Regions from separate parts of the Homo sapiens genome. Here region 2 is linked to region 1. The links are chromatin contacts, found by Hi-C or POLR2A ChIA-PET in ENCODE. All regions are on one chromosome and are shown on one strand. Each heading gives the region's core, a stretch centred on a gene start or an enhancer-like site at or near the end of the contact. The rest is flanking DNA. Distances are from core to core; before and after follow the strand shown. Region 1 overlaps AP1S3 (adaptor related protein complex 1 subunit sigma 3). Region 2 overlaps WDFY1 (WD repeat and FYVE domain containing 1).

Evidence for each region. A loop is a pair of places that touch in the nucleus more often than their neighbours do. ChIA-PET counts read pairs that join two places held with the same protein, here RNA polymerase II (POLR2A). Pooled maps may share reads with other maps.
Region 2: a loop to region 1 is called in a pooled map, with 4 times the contacts of the local background. The contact joins two enhancer-like sites. A Hi-C loop is called at or near these places in 1 of 168 maps with a recorded cell type or tissue (B cell), 23 of 37 single-sample maps with no recorded cell type and 7 of 50 pooled maps. POLR2A ChIA-PET finds 5 or more read pairs at or near these places in 4 of 52 experiments (GM10248, OCI-LY7, activated B cell and 1 more).

What each region holds. Positions count from the first base shown.
Region 1 is chr2:223,795,665-223,802,722 of GRCh38, reverse strand. All of the region lies in intron 1 of AP1S3 (adaptor related protein complex 1 subunit sigma 3), which reads left to right. Among named protein-coding and RNA genes, the nearest start is that of AP1S3, 38 kb to the left of the region's middle. RefSeq lists an enhancer at 4,602-4,651. Within about 2 kb of position 4,807, at least 7 of the 41 ENCODE cell types and tissues checked have a DNase peak (open chromatin) inside an H3K27ac peak, as active enhancers do; they include B cell and OCI-LY7, where a contact is called at or near this core.
Region 2 is chr2:223,891,593-223,898,683 of GRCh38, reverse strand. It overlaps WDFY1 (WD repeat and FYVE domain containing 1), which reads left to right. Exons shown (of 12, transcript NM_020830.5): 7 at 3,054-3,180; 8 at 4,345-4,450. Among named protein-coding and RNA genes, the nearest start is that of WDFY1, 50 kb to the left of the region's middle. RefSeq lists enhancers at 1,546-1,745, 1,866-1,925, 2,667-2,726, 2,737-2,886, 2,897-2,956. Within about 2 kb of position 1,748, at least 5 of the 41 ENCODE cell types and tissues checked have a DNase peak (open chromatin) inside an H3K27ac peak, as active enhancers do; they include B cell and OCI-LY7, where a contact is called at or near this core.

The DNA.
Region 1 (7,058 bases), core at 3,558-6,057:
TTCACACTGTGATCCAACATGTTTCAGAGTAAATGAAAGTGAAGTACACTATTAAGAGTTGGGCTTTGGTGCGTTTGGGATTTGTGCGGTGATTTGTTAAAGTTGTTTAAGAGCTCTTGGCCAGGAGTGGTGGCTCACACCTGTAATCACAGCACTTTGGGAGGCTGAGGTGGCCGGATCACCTGAGGTCAGGAGTTCGAGACCAGCCTGGCCAACATGGTGAAACCCTGCCTCTACTAAAAATACAAAAAAATTAGCTGGGTATGCTGGCAGGTGCCTATAATCCCAGCTACTCGGGAGGTTGAGGCAGGAGAATTGCTTGAACCAGGGAGGTGGATGCTGCAGTGAGCCAAGATCACACCACTGCACTCCAGCCTGGGCAAAACAGTGAGACTCTGTCTCCAAAAAAAAAAAATAAAATAAAACTGGATGCTTTCTTAATAAGGAAGAAAGCCCAGCAGATAGTGACTGTACCTTCCTCCCCTCCTTCCTTACCATCCTCCCATCTCATTTCTCTTAGAAACAGGGATTTCCCTGCCAATACAAGGTCTGTTTAGTTATCTTAAAATCTCAAAGGAAGTAATGGCTCCTCCTCTCAATAACGTTCCAGACCCTCAGTAGAGATATACAAACAATCTTTTCTAAGTTCCTCATCACTCTCTAGGAAGAGATAAGAGCCCACGTTTGATCAAGCTAAACTAGTTAGATGGCCTCAGATATCTTTTGCAAAATGTTGACAGTTCAAAAACTTTACTTAGAGCTTTTTCTACCTATTTTATTGTCACTTCTGTGATAAATGTAATACTAGTGACACAGAATGACTCAGTACTAGTGTCATTATTGTCGTCAGTTGAATTTTTATTTCTTCTTAGTCTCTGTAAGCCTAGGCCTTTTGGCCTCTCTGCTTGTTTTTATGGTGGTCACAGAAACCGTTAGTATTAGATGGGGCAGAGGGAGCTTTAAGTGTTACTCTCTCATGGGCCGGGTGCAGTGGCTCACGCCTGTAATCCCAGCACTTTGGGAGGCCGAGGCGGGCAGACCACTTGGAGTCAGGAGTTCGAGACCAGCCTGGCCAACATGGTGAAACCCCACTCTACTGAAAATACAAAAATTAGCCAGGCTTGTTGGTGGGTGCCTGTAATCCCAGCTACACGGGAGGCTGAGGCACGAGAATTGCTTGATCCCAGCAGGTGGAGATTGCAGCGCCACTGCACTCCAGCCTGGACAATAGAGTGAGGCACTGTCTCAAAAAAAGAAAAAAGAGAGCTACCTTCTCATTATATGGGTGGTTCAATATCATAGTGACTTTAAAAGTGGGCAAGGCCAGTCTAACTGGTGCCAGCGTATATCTCTTTGCTTTCTGCTCAAGGAGGCAATGTTGCATTGCTGTTAAGAGAATGGGCTCTGGAATCAAAGCCCAGCTCTGAAACCTTCTAGCTCGTCGATCTGGAACAAGGTACTTAACTTTTTTAAGCCCTAGAGTCCTTATCAAGTGGGAATAATAATAGTATCTACTTCTCATGGTTATGAGGAAGATTAAATGAAGTACTGTGTGTAATGTGCTTCTTCCATGGTGTCTGACGCATGCCCTACATATGTCAACCATCGACTGTTATACATAGGTCTCTGGTATTAGCAAAAGACTTCTCTGGTTATAATTATTTGCATAACTGGAAAAAATGAACAGTAGGGGTTTTAGCTTTGGTGGATGAGAAAAAGTGTCAGATGCTAAGTGCAAATAGCCTTGGGCTGGGAATGTGGAGATCATCTTAATTCTGCCTCAAACTGTACCACTGAAGGTATAATCACCAGGTCTCTGGGCCTTGATTTCTTCAGTTTTCTTTCTTCCCTATTTGTATACTTTTATTTCCCTTTCTTGTCCTATTGCATTAGCTAGGACTAGTATGATATTGAAAAGCAGTAATGAGAGAGTTCATCCCTGCCTTGTTCCTGACCTGAAAGGGAAAGCTTCTAGTATATCATCATTAAGTATAATGTTAATTGTAGTTTTTTGTAAATGTTCTTTATCAAGTTGGGGGCATTCCTCTCTCTTCCTAGTTTGCTAAGAAGTTTTATCATGAATTGATGTTCAGTTTTCTCAAATGCTTTTTCTGTATCTGTTGATATAATCATGTGATTTTTCTTTTTTAGCCTGTTGGTGTGATAAATTATATTAATTGATTTTTTTTTTAAAGAGACAGGGTCTTGCTCTGTCACCAGACTGAAGTGCAGTGGCCTGATCATAGCTCATTGCAGCCTTGAACTCAGGCTTAAGTGACCCTCCCACCTCAGCCTCCTGAGTATGTAGTACTACAAGTGTGCGTCACCATGCCTGGCTATTTATTTATTTTCTGTAAGGATGGGTTCTCGATATGTTGCTCAGGCTGGTCTCAAACTCCTGACCTCAAGTGATCCTTTTGCCTCAGCCTCCTGAAGCTCTGGGATTACAGATATGAGCCATCATACTTGGACTACATTGATTGATTTTTTTTCTTTTTTTTTTTTTTTTAGACGCAATCTCGCTTTGTTGCCCAGGCTGGAGTGCAGTGGTACGATCTCAGCTCACTGCAGCCTCCGCCTCCTGGGTTGAAGCAATTCATTTGTCTCAGCATCCCGAGTAGCTGGGATTAGAGGTGTGTGCCACCATGCCTGGCTAATTTTCGTATTTATAGTAGAGATGGGGTTTTGCCACATTGATCAGGCTGGTCTCGAACTCCTGACCTCAAGTGATCCGCCCTCCTTGCCCCACTTCGGGAAGTGCTGGGATTACAGGTGTGAGCCACCACACCTGGCCATACATTAATTGATTTTTGAATGCTGATCTGGCTTTGCATTCTGGGATAAATCCCACTTGCTTGTAGTGTGTAATTCTATTTATATATTATTGGATTTGAATTGCTAATATTTTGTTGAAGATTTTTTTCACCTAGGTTCATGAGAAGATTTCTTCAGTTTTAGGATGAGAAGTGTTGTACCTAATCAGCTTTATTGTCCTTTCTAATGCTAGAATTTTGTGAGTCTAGGAATGAGTTATTATTTCATTTTAAATACCTCACTGTGGTAGCTACTAAATAAATATTTGCTAAGTTGAATGGAATCTGCTGACTTTATCTTTGGAATGTAGATGATCTGGTTTTATAATATGGAATTGTAATGAGATAGAAAACAACAGTGATGATTTTTGAGATTAAAAATAAAAGGCATAAAATTCAAAGCCAGAGATATATGGTGGATTGCTTTGCTAAGCTGCCATAAGGAAGTACCATGAGCTGGGTGGCCTAAACACTGACATTTATCATCTCATAGTTCTGGAGGCTAGAAGCCTGGCAAGAATGGTTTCTTCTAGGAACTCTCAAGAGAGAATGGGTTGCTTGCCTTTCTCCTGGCTTGCGGTGGTTTAAGGGCAGTCTTTGGTGCACCTTTGCTTCAGTTGCATTACCCCAATCTCTGCCTTCACCTTCATGTGGTGTTTGTGTGTGTGTGTGTGTGTGTGTGTGTGTGTGTGTGTGTGTGTCTAGGCCCGAATTTCCCTTTTATATGAGTCCACCAGTGACAATGAACTAGGGGCCCACCCTACTCTAGTATGACCTCATCTTAACAAGTTACATCTGCAATGTCTATTTCTTATCTCCCTCTCTCTCTTTTTATTTTGAAATGGAGTTTCACTCTTGTTGCCCAGGCTGGAGTGCAGTGGCGCAATCTCGCTCCATGCAACCTCCGCCTCCTGGGTTCAAGTGATTCTCCTGTCTCAGCCTCCTGAGTAGGTGAGATTACAGGTACCAGCTACCACACCCAGCTAATTTTTGTATTTTTAGTAGAGATGGGGCTGCACCACGTTGGCCAGGCTGGTCTCAAACTCCGGACCTCAGGTGATCTGCCCACCTTGGCCTCCCAAAGTGCTAGGATTATAGGCATGAGCCACTGCACCCAGCTGCAACATCTATGTCCAAATAAAGTTGAATTCTGAAGTACTGGGGGGTTAGGACTGTAACATATGAATTTAGGGGACACAATTCAATTCATAGCAAGTGGATTATTCTGTCCTTTCAGTGTAACTACCTGTCTATCCTTCCTTCCTTCTTTTCTTCCATTAAATTTTACTGTGCCATACAGGTGGATGGATAACAGACAGACAATTTTATGAGGAATTGTCTTTATAGAGAGAATGTTCACATTTCACGTAAGTGGCTACTTAATAATTCATAGCAGTTAACCTTTTATTCTGCAGGTTACTTGTAGCTGGCATGGACTTAATACATGTCAACAGTTTGTTTCTGTGTTATTCCATTTTTTTCCCCTTATTGTTGTTCCTCTTATCCTGTTCTTCCTAGCTCTGTTCTGCCCCCTCAGATCCACTTAATTTGCCTTTCCCTGAACATTTCACAGTAGCTAGTTCTGCCACCAGATGGTGTGCAAGGATTAGGAAAATAATTGAAATATGTTGGCCAGTGTCTTTTCAACATTTTATTTCAGGAAAAAGGCTGACATGACAGGCCTACCTGAGATTCTGAGATTGACAGCAGGCCAAAAATGACATTCTGAGATTGTGGAGATTTAAATTTTTTATGTAAATTTTCCTCTCATTTATCATGGAAACCTGAGCTGGCAATCTTGAGGGGAAAAAAAACCTATGACATTTGATGTATATATGTAAATGAGAGACTTTGACCTCAGAATAGATTTGACAGTAATATTCGGCTGAGATATAGAAGCGAGGTTCTTGGGTCAGAGGACCACTTCCTCAAATAGGTAGTCTCAGAAGCCACAGAAAGGAGAAATCTCTTGAGCCAAGCAAAGCTGTAGAGTGTTAGTGCGATGAGGGACTCCAGCTATCATCTGATTCAGCAGCCTCAAATGAGGCCTGCAGCCAAACAGAGCTTGCAGACCACATCCACACACAGTGTGCTTTGTTTAGCTTGAACAAGGTTTTATTTTATTTTATTTTATTTATTTTTTTGAGACGGAGTTTTGCTCTTTGGCCCAGGCTGGAGTGAAGAGGTACGATCTCAGCTCACTGCAACCCCTGCCCCCCGGGTTCAAGTGATTCTTCTGCCTCAGCCTCCCAGGTAGTTGAGATTGTAGGCACCTGCCTATAACCATGGCCGGCTAATTTTTGTATTTTTAGTAGAAACGGGGTTGTGCCATGTTGGCCAGGCTGGTCTCGAACTCCTGATCTCAGGTGACCCACCTGCCTCAGCCTCCCAAAGTGCTGGGATTACAGGCGTGAGCTGTGTCAGCCTGAACAAGGTTTTATTATTATTAATTGACAACGTTAAGACAACTCCAATATTTCACCTAATCATCCAGATTTCAGGCTTTTGGGAAAAAAATCTGAAGACTTAGCAACAGTGATTGACATGTTTTTCTTGGCCACACTTGACTATGGCAGAGCTGTGGCTGCGGCTTTCGTTGGAGCTTGTGATTCATAGTTGCTGCTCTCTCCTCCACCCCCTATTGTATGATGCTGATCTTTACCCTTATTTAATATGTTACCTGCCTCTGCCAAGCCTGTGAAAGGCATTTGGATATGAAGACATGAGGTCTGGAGAGAGAGACGAGGGAAGTTGGTTCAGGCCACACCTGCCTTCCGATCCCCACTAACTGGTGCTATGACTGTGCGTAGAAACTGGTGGGAAAAGAGTGAAAGTGATTCACCTTAGAGGAGTAATGCAGTACAATTAAGGAATCAGCAGGGAAGGTGAAAACTCAAAATTCAAAATTCTGCTGCTGCCACTCAATGATAGAAAAAGTCGTTAGAGGGCCAGGCGCCGTGGCTCATGCCTGTAATCCCAGCACTTTGGGAGGCCGAGGTCGGTGGATCACCTGAGGTCAGGAGTTCAAGATCAGCCTGGCCAACGTGGTGAAGCCCAGTTTCTACTAAAACTACAAAAATTAGCTGGGCGCAGTGGCGGGCACCTGTAATCCCAGCTGCTTGGGAGGCTGAGGCGGGAGAATCGCTTGAACCTAGGACGTGGAGGATGCAGTGAGCTGAGATTGCGCCACTGCACTCTAGCCTAGGTGACAAGAATGAAACTCCATCTCGAGAAAAGAAAAAGGATGCTAGAAGAATACACACCCATAAGTGAAAAAATGGGGAACCCTGAAGTAAACACCTTACAGGGAACTTGAATAAATACATGATCAGAAGACCATTGGTCAGTGGTCAAGAGAAAAAGAAAGGAACTCCAGATTACTCATCTCTAAGTATATCCCTGCTGTTTCTGGGATAAACTTATTATTTAAATAATAATAATGGAAAGGTGACTGATGAGACCAGGCGATTAAGGAGACAAGGTAAGTAAGTCAGCTAGACAGCAAATAGTTTGTTGTTTCCCAAGAATGTCCTTCTGGGGTACCTGTGAAATGGCTGTCAGAGGCTCTTCCCATCAGAACATGGAAACTGTTAGTGAAATAAATAATGGGGTAGTAATGGGATGATTCTGAATGGGGAAGCAGAGATTGTTTTTGCCTGCCTTGATGAAGATAAATGGGAGTATAAATGTGAGGGGCTGGCCCCTGGATAATTTATTTTATATTAATTAATTTTTTTGAGATGGAGTCTCTCTGTGTTGCCCAGGCTGGAGTGCAATGATGCGATCTTGGCTCACTGCATCCTCCACCTCCTGGGTTCAAGCGATTCTCCTGCCTCAGCCTCCCGAGTAGCTGGGATTACAGATGCCTGCCACCGCGTCTGGCTAATTTTTGTATTTTTAGTAGAGAAGGGCTTTCGCCATGTTGGCCAGGCTGATCTCGATCTCTTGACCTCAGGTGATCTGCCCACCTCGGCCACCCAAAGTGCTGGGATTACAGGCGTGAGCCACCGTGACTGGCCTGGGTAATTTATTAATGATTACAGACATTTACTGAATGCTCATTCTTTGCTGGACTCTACACTATAGAGGTTGACATATGTAATATCATTTTGTTCTCCCAGCATCACTGAGGTCCTTATCATTGTTTTTCCTATTTTGTTGATAAGGAGACTACAAAGATCAGGTAACTTTTTCACATCGACTTAGCTCATAAATGACAGAGCCGGGATTTAAATACAAGCTCTC
Region 2 (7,091 bases), core at 499-2,998, 99 kb before region 1:
CCTGTAATCCCAGCACTTTGGGGGCCGAATTAGGTGTACCACTTGAGGCCAGGAGTTCGAGACCAGCCTGGCCAACACAGCAAAACTGCCTCTCTACTAAGAATACAAAAATTAGCCAGGCATGGTGGCGCATACCTGTAATTCCACCCCTAGCTACTCGGAAGGCTGAGGCAGGAGAATCACTTGAACCTGGGGGGCAGAGGTTGCAGTGAGCCGAGATTACAGCACTACACTCCTGCCTGGGTGACAGAGTGAGACTCTGTCTCAAAAAAATAGAAATAAAAATAAAATAAGTTATTGTGCTGGGAAGACCTTTAAAATTACTTCTAACTGGTAAAAACCTTTTGGAAGAATTGTTGTTATTACTTTAAAAAAATTTGTCAGTTTCTAAGCCCCTGAGCAAGACCTGATAAATACAATTAGAAGAAATGTGTGGGCTGGTTCAGCCTCTGCTTGGGAAACATACCCTGTGTAGGGACTGAGGGAAAAGAATTACTGGGTGGAATTTCATTTCTGTAGTGCAGTGGGTTGGTGAAGCTCTGTGGAGGGGTTTTTAAAGTCCATTGATTGTATTGAGTGACTCGCCACATACACATGTGTAATAAAGAGGTTTCATTAGATGCTGTATTGGGCCATTCTTGCATTGCAGTAAAGAAATATCTAAGACTGGGTAATTTATAAAGAAAAGAGGTTTAATTGGTTCGTGGATCTACAGGCTGTACAGGAAGCATGGTGCCGGCATGCTTCTGGTGAGGGCCTTAGGAAGCTTACAGTCATAGCAGAAGGTGAGGTGTGAACAGGCACATCACATGACAAAAGCAGGAGTGGGGGTGTGGGGGTGCCACACACTTTTAAACAACCATATCTCAAGGGAGCTCATTTACTGACTCAAGGAGAGCACCAAGGGGATGGCACTAAACCATTCGTGAGAAATCCACCCCCATGAGCCAACTACCAAGCCCCACCTGCAACATTGGGGATTACAGTTTAACATGAAATTTAGAGGCTGGGCCCGTTGGCTTACACCTGTAATCCCAGCACTTTGGGAGGCTGAGTTGGGCAGATCACTTGAGGTCAGGAGTTTGAGACCAGCCTGGCAACATGGCGAAACCCCATCTCTACTAAAAATACAAAAAACATTAGCTGGACGTTGGCAGGTGCCTGTAGTCCCAGCTACTCAGGGAGGCTGAGGCAGGAGAATCTCTTGAACCCGGGAGGCAGAGGTTGCAGTGAGCCAAGATCATGCCATTGCACTCCAACCTGGGTGACAGAGAGAGACTCCGTCTTAAAAAATATATATATATATATATATATATATATATATATATATATGCGAAATTTAGAGGGGACACATGTCTAAACTATGTCAGATGCTAAGCTGTAATGGATTGCAGTTTTCATACAGATCACAAGATCACATTCTGATATATGTCACAAAGTACAAGCTTTGAGGCCATCTGGTTTATGGAGAACTGGGGAGTTGCTGAAAGAATCAATGATGGACTTATTTATGACCATAGTAAGCGTTTCAGTTGTAACAAGTTATAATAAATGTACACTATGCTTTCTATGTAATCTATTTAGGTGAAATGGAGTATATCAAATCAAGGACCCTGTAGGGGAAAAGAAGAAAAGAGAACAGCAAGTTAAAATAGCTTTGGGCAGGAAAGCAGAGGCCCGTGAAGAAACCACTTTCTGTTTATGACTAATTCTCTCATGACCCCCAGGCTCGCCAGTTTTTTCAGGGTTGCTAAAGGCAGAATGGGTTCTAGTAACTACCAGAATGGGTACTGGTTTTCATGCTGAAAGACCGTATTTATCTGCTCTTAAGCCTCTAACTGAAATGGATGGCACATAGATTACACAGGGTCGAAAGTCATGTGAAAGTAACCCCTGAAGCCTTTGCAGAATATTTGTTTCTACTTTTGTTCTGTTTTTGGAAAGTGTATGTGATAAAGTAGTTTCTGTTTGCTTTTGAATATGGCATCATTAATTTTCTATATACCTACCAAAATTATTATTAGCTTGTGTGGCTGGTTCAGTTTTACTAAGTTGATTAATGTTTCTTCTAGACAAACAGCAGTCGATGAACAAGGAAAGGACCTACTGAAAGATATACCTGTAGAAAGAAAGATTTCCCCAAGGGTTTCAAATTTGATAAGTTAGCCAATATAAAGTATGAAATGTGAAGTTCAGATTTTTCACATAAATTACTTGGCATAATTATGTAGTGTACAACAGACTTTTTTCTGTGGTACTTAATGTAATTTGCTTAAACATAGACATCTTGGGGTAAAACACCTGCCATGTCCCAGAGACCCAGAATAATCTAGATTTTTTATCTTGTGTAGGTTGGACACAGTAAACTTTACTGGTTTTTGTCACTAAATATTAGTAGCAATTTTTTTCTTCATTCTGAACATTTTGTATGTAAGCTACTTTGTAATTTTTGTCACAGAAGAACGAAAAACTTCTTTAAAAATCTTTGTATTACAAGCAGTTTTTTTTTTTTTTTTTTTTTTTTTTTTGAGACAGAGTCTCACTCTGTCACCCAGGCTGGAGCGCAGTGGTGCTATCTTGGCTCACTGCAACTTCCACCTCCTGGGTTCAAGCAATTCTCCCACCTTAGCCTCCCGAGTAGCTGGGATTACAGGCGCCTGCCACCATGCCTGGCTAATTTGTTTTTTTGGAGAGATAGGGTTTCACCATGTTGGCCAGGCCTAGTCTTGAACTCCTGGCTTCAAGTGATTCGCCCTCCTTGGCCTCCCAAAGTGCTGGGATTACAAGTGTGAGTCACCATGCCCGGCCCAAAGTAGTTTGATGCATAATTGAAAATTGTAATCTTATGACTGTGGATAATGGTGCTGTGTCTTCTGTATGACTCATGATAGCATGGTTGAATGACCCGTTGTACACCATGAAGATACCTTTTTGCTTAAAGACTCAGCTGCTCCTAGTTTGGTCTTCAGCTGTCAAATGTATACGTCCTGATGTAGAGTTATATTTTACTTCTCCCCTGCCTCCCTCTCTCTCTCTCTCTCACAAATCCCTAGGTAGTGTCGCCTGCCTCTGGTGGGACCCTATTCAGCGGTTACTCTTCTCAGGAGCATCTGACAACAGCATCATCATGTGGGACATCGGAGGAAGGAAAGGCCGGACGCTGTTACTTCAGGGCCATCAGTGCGTGACCACTTGTGGGGGTGGGGAAAGAATCCGAGTTAGTGGGGAGCTAGTGAAAGGCATTAATAGTCTGATACCACTTTCTGCAAACCCCACGTTCTAAGATGGCAATTATCATTGATAGGGCTCAGTTCACTTTTAACTGCTTTCTGTCAGCCCCGAGTGTCTGATGTTTAGTAGCAAAAAACTAAACAAAACAAACAAACAAACAAAAAAACAAATGCAGGGCTTTCTTCCTCCTTAGTCCAAAGAGCACTTGCCACTTTTTCTCTCAAGGAGTCACCCTGTTGAAATATCTGATTAAGGCAGGCATAGGATAGAGATGCAGGTGAGGACTTTGACCATGGAAGGTTGCATGTAACATGATACTAAGCTGTTGTTGAGCTGGGAGCCTAACTTGTTTTTTGTTCTTTGTTTTTTTATTCTAAAAGATATTAAATTAAGAAATGTTGTCTAGTTTGACAGTGGAATTCACCTGAGTGATACCATTGTATATTTAGGATCTTGCCCTGTAGCCCTGAAAGAAAAAGAAATACATCTTCACCTTGCTTTCTTTTCTTTCCTTTTTGGCTAGGCTGCAGCTGTTACTATAATCACAGTCAAGCTGAAAATTAGCTGAGGAAACATATTATACACAAGTATAACAGGCCAAGAGCTTGTTTCCTTGGGCATCCTAAGGGGTAGTATGACAGGCATGCAGGAGGGACAGAGGTCTTTACCCCATCTGTGTGTGTCTGTGTGTGTTTGTGTGTGCACACTAGTGATCTTTGTGGTGTTTGACTCCTTGTTCATATGAATTGTGGTCAGTAGGGGAGTTATACCTCCTTCGTTCTTGTTTCTGAACAAGTAGGTAAATCTTATGCATCTGAAAGGGAAATCATGTTGATTGGTCCCAAAAACCATAGCCCTCATCAAATCTCTGGCCTACAATTCTTAATGACCGATTTGAAAGTAGTCATATATTTTATAGAAAGTATCATTCTGTATTATGAGTTATAAAATGCCAAGTAAAGTTTATACTAGAATTCATTTTACCATGCTAAATAGTCAGTGGTAAAATACCACTTGCTGATTTTAATGAGGAGAGCAATTTGAGCCTAAATGAAGACAGTTCCTGTGTTTTTCCGCATGGAGACAAGTGACTGTTGTGTGTGCTGTTTGCAGTGACAAGGTGCAGTCGCTGTGCTACCTTCAGCTCACCAGGCAGCTCGTCTCCTGTTCCTCGGACGGCGGAATTGCAGTGTGGAACATGGATGTTAGCAGAGAAGAGGTAAGAGACAAGGGCAAGTCCAGGCTGATCGGGGGAGACCCCCAGGAACCTGGCTTCTTCTTGGCTTTTCACCCCGCAAGCTGTAAATGCTGGTCCAGGTGCAGACAGTCCCAGCTTCCCCTTCTGCTAATGGGTTATTTCTGACAAGGTCCTTTGTGTCATTTTGCATTGCTTCCTCTGCTCATTTGAGAGTTTCTACCAATGACATGCAGTATATACAATCAGCGTTTAGGCTGGTTCTCAGCCTTGAGCAATACACTGAGATAACACTTTGAGACAGATTTCTGGCATATCCAGTGATTTGGACTGCATAGAGGTCCTCCGAAGCACCATTGTGGTCCCGTAGCATTCCTGTAGGAAACCCTGAGAGATGCATCAGTGACTGCTGTCAGGGACATAGCTAAACACTTGACAGGTTTCTGGGAAAATATATTTCCATTTCTCTGCTTTTACTTCCCATTGAGTTCTAGTTCACTGAGGCCATGTCGACATAGTATTCTTTTCAGGTGACCTAATTTCTAACTTGGTTCGGCCACTAACTAGTTGTGAGACCTTATTTGGTTAAGTGCCTTAATTTCTCTAAGTATCTGTTCCCTCCTACATAAAGTGGAATTGTGGAATGAAATGACTTCTCAGTTGTCTTCCAGTTCTTTAGACAGACAGTCTAATTGTCTAAACAATCTCTCTCTCTCTTTTTTTTTTTTGAGACAGGGTCTTGCTTTGTCACCCAGGCTGGAGTGCAGTGGCATGATCTTGGCTCTCTGCAGCCTCAACCTCCCAGGCTTAAGCGATCCTCCCACTTCAGCTTCCTGAGTAGCTGGGGCTACAGGCATACACTACCATGCACAGCTTATTTTTCAATTTTTTTTTTTTTTTTTTGGTAGAGACAGGGTCTTGCTGTATCGTCTAGGCTGGTCTCAAACTCCTGGGCTCAAGCAATCCTCCTGCCTCAGTCTCCCAAATTGCTGGGATTATAGGCATGAGGCACTGTGTACATTCTCTTTTTTAAATATTTTGAAGAATGCTGCAGTGAATATTCTTGACCTTGTCATTGTGTGATTGATCAATTATTTATTTCAGACAAATTTCTGGAAATAGACCTTCTGGGTCCAAGGATATATACATTCTTAAGGCTTTTTATAGATGTCGTCAAATGATTTCCAATCAAGGTTTCCATTCTCATCTCTGCCTGTACTGTCATTATCTTTCTTTTCTAAGTGACATCTACAACTTACGATGTTGTTAGCAAAAAAGTTGATTCCAGAGAAGATTTTAGATCATGAGGGATGTTAATGACTTATAGTTTAACTTCAGAAATATTTGTTGGGCACCTACAGGGTGTCCTTACAGTCGGGAAACTCAAGTGAATGTATTTAATAAATGGCTTATTGATATTGCATTGCAGTACCTACTGTGTTGCATGACATCACATGATCTGTTCAGTATCCTGTCCTTTATGGCAATATGTTGTTCAGTGTGCTGTGCACCATTGTAATAGACATTATGCGTTGATGCAGAATTCCCACCAGTCCCTGCACATGTGTCTGCTTTGTGTTGTCTCTGATTCTTTGTGAGTCTGATTCTCACTGATTAAACCTTCATTTTTAGCATATTCCAGTAGAAGTGATCAAGGGGCTTTCATCTATTTTTTTTTTAAATGGTGACATTACTCATTTCCAGACTTTATGGCTACTGTACACAAAGATACTTGCCCACAAGAAATGTGTAATCTAGTGGAAGAAATAGACTACCCTATAAATAATAAAATGCAATCCATAATACAGAGACGTACTGATTGTGAGATTTTTTGGTAACTTTGTAAGACAAGTCAGATAGAGGAAATTTGGATTACATGTCTGCTGGTTAATTTCTCTTTTTGAATTTTCTAAAAATTATTTGGTAAGGCTTAGAATATTTTATTATTAAACACAGATACATTGGCTCAATAGTATAGGATGTGGCCAGCGCAGTGGCTCATGCCTGTAATCCCAGCGCTTTGGGAGGCTGAGGTGGGTGGATCACCTGAGGTCAGGAGTTGGAGTCCAGCCTGGCCAACATGGTGAAACCCAGTCTCTACTAAAAAATATAAAAATTAGCCAGGCATGGTGGCAGGTGCCTATAATCCCAGCTACTTGGGAGGCTGAGGCAGGAGAATCACTTGAACCCAGGAGGCAGAGGTTGCAGTGAGCCAAGCTTGCACCACTGCGCTCCAACCTGGGCGACGAGCAAAACTCCATCTAAAAAATATGTATATATATATATAAATTATAGGATGCATAATACTATATTTGCAAAGATTTATTCGAACTGTGTTTTACGTTTATCAGCTACTAGTTATATGCAGCAAGAAAAGCTAGTAAACTGTTCTTGGCTCTTGGCCTATTATTTTTCAGTCTTATTCTGAGAGAGCGGAAAACTCAGAGAAAGGCTGTATTCCCTGGATGATGAGGGGAGGAGACTGTTGGTGCCCAGCACTGCTGGTGGCTTTCCCGAGGGTTTCACAACTTAGATTTTAACCTGCTCTTTTTATCGTTGGTAAATTCTTTTAGAAAAAGTACTTAGAAAGTAGAAGTGGGATTCCTACCGTCAAAGTGCATCACTGTGGAGTGTATTTCTCTATCTAGGGAAAGAAAAAATAGTC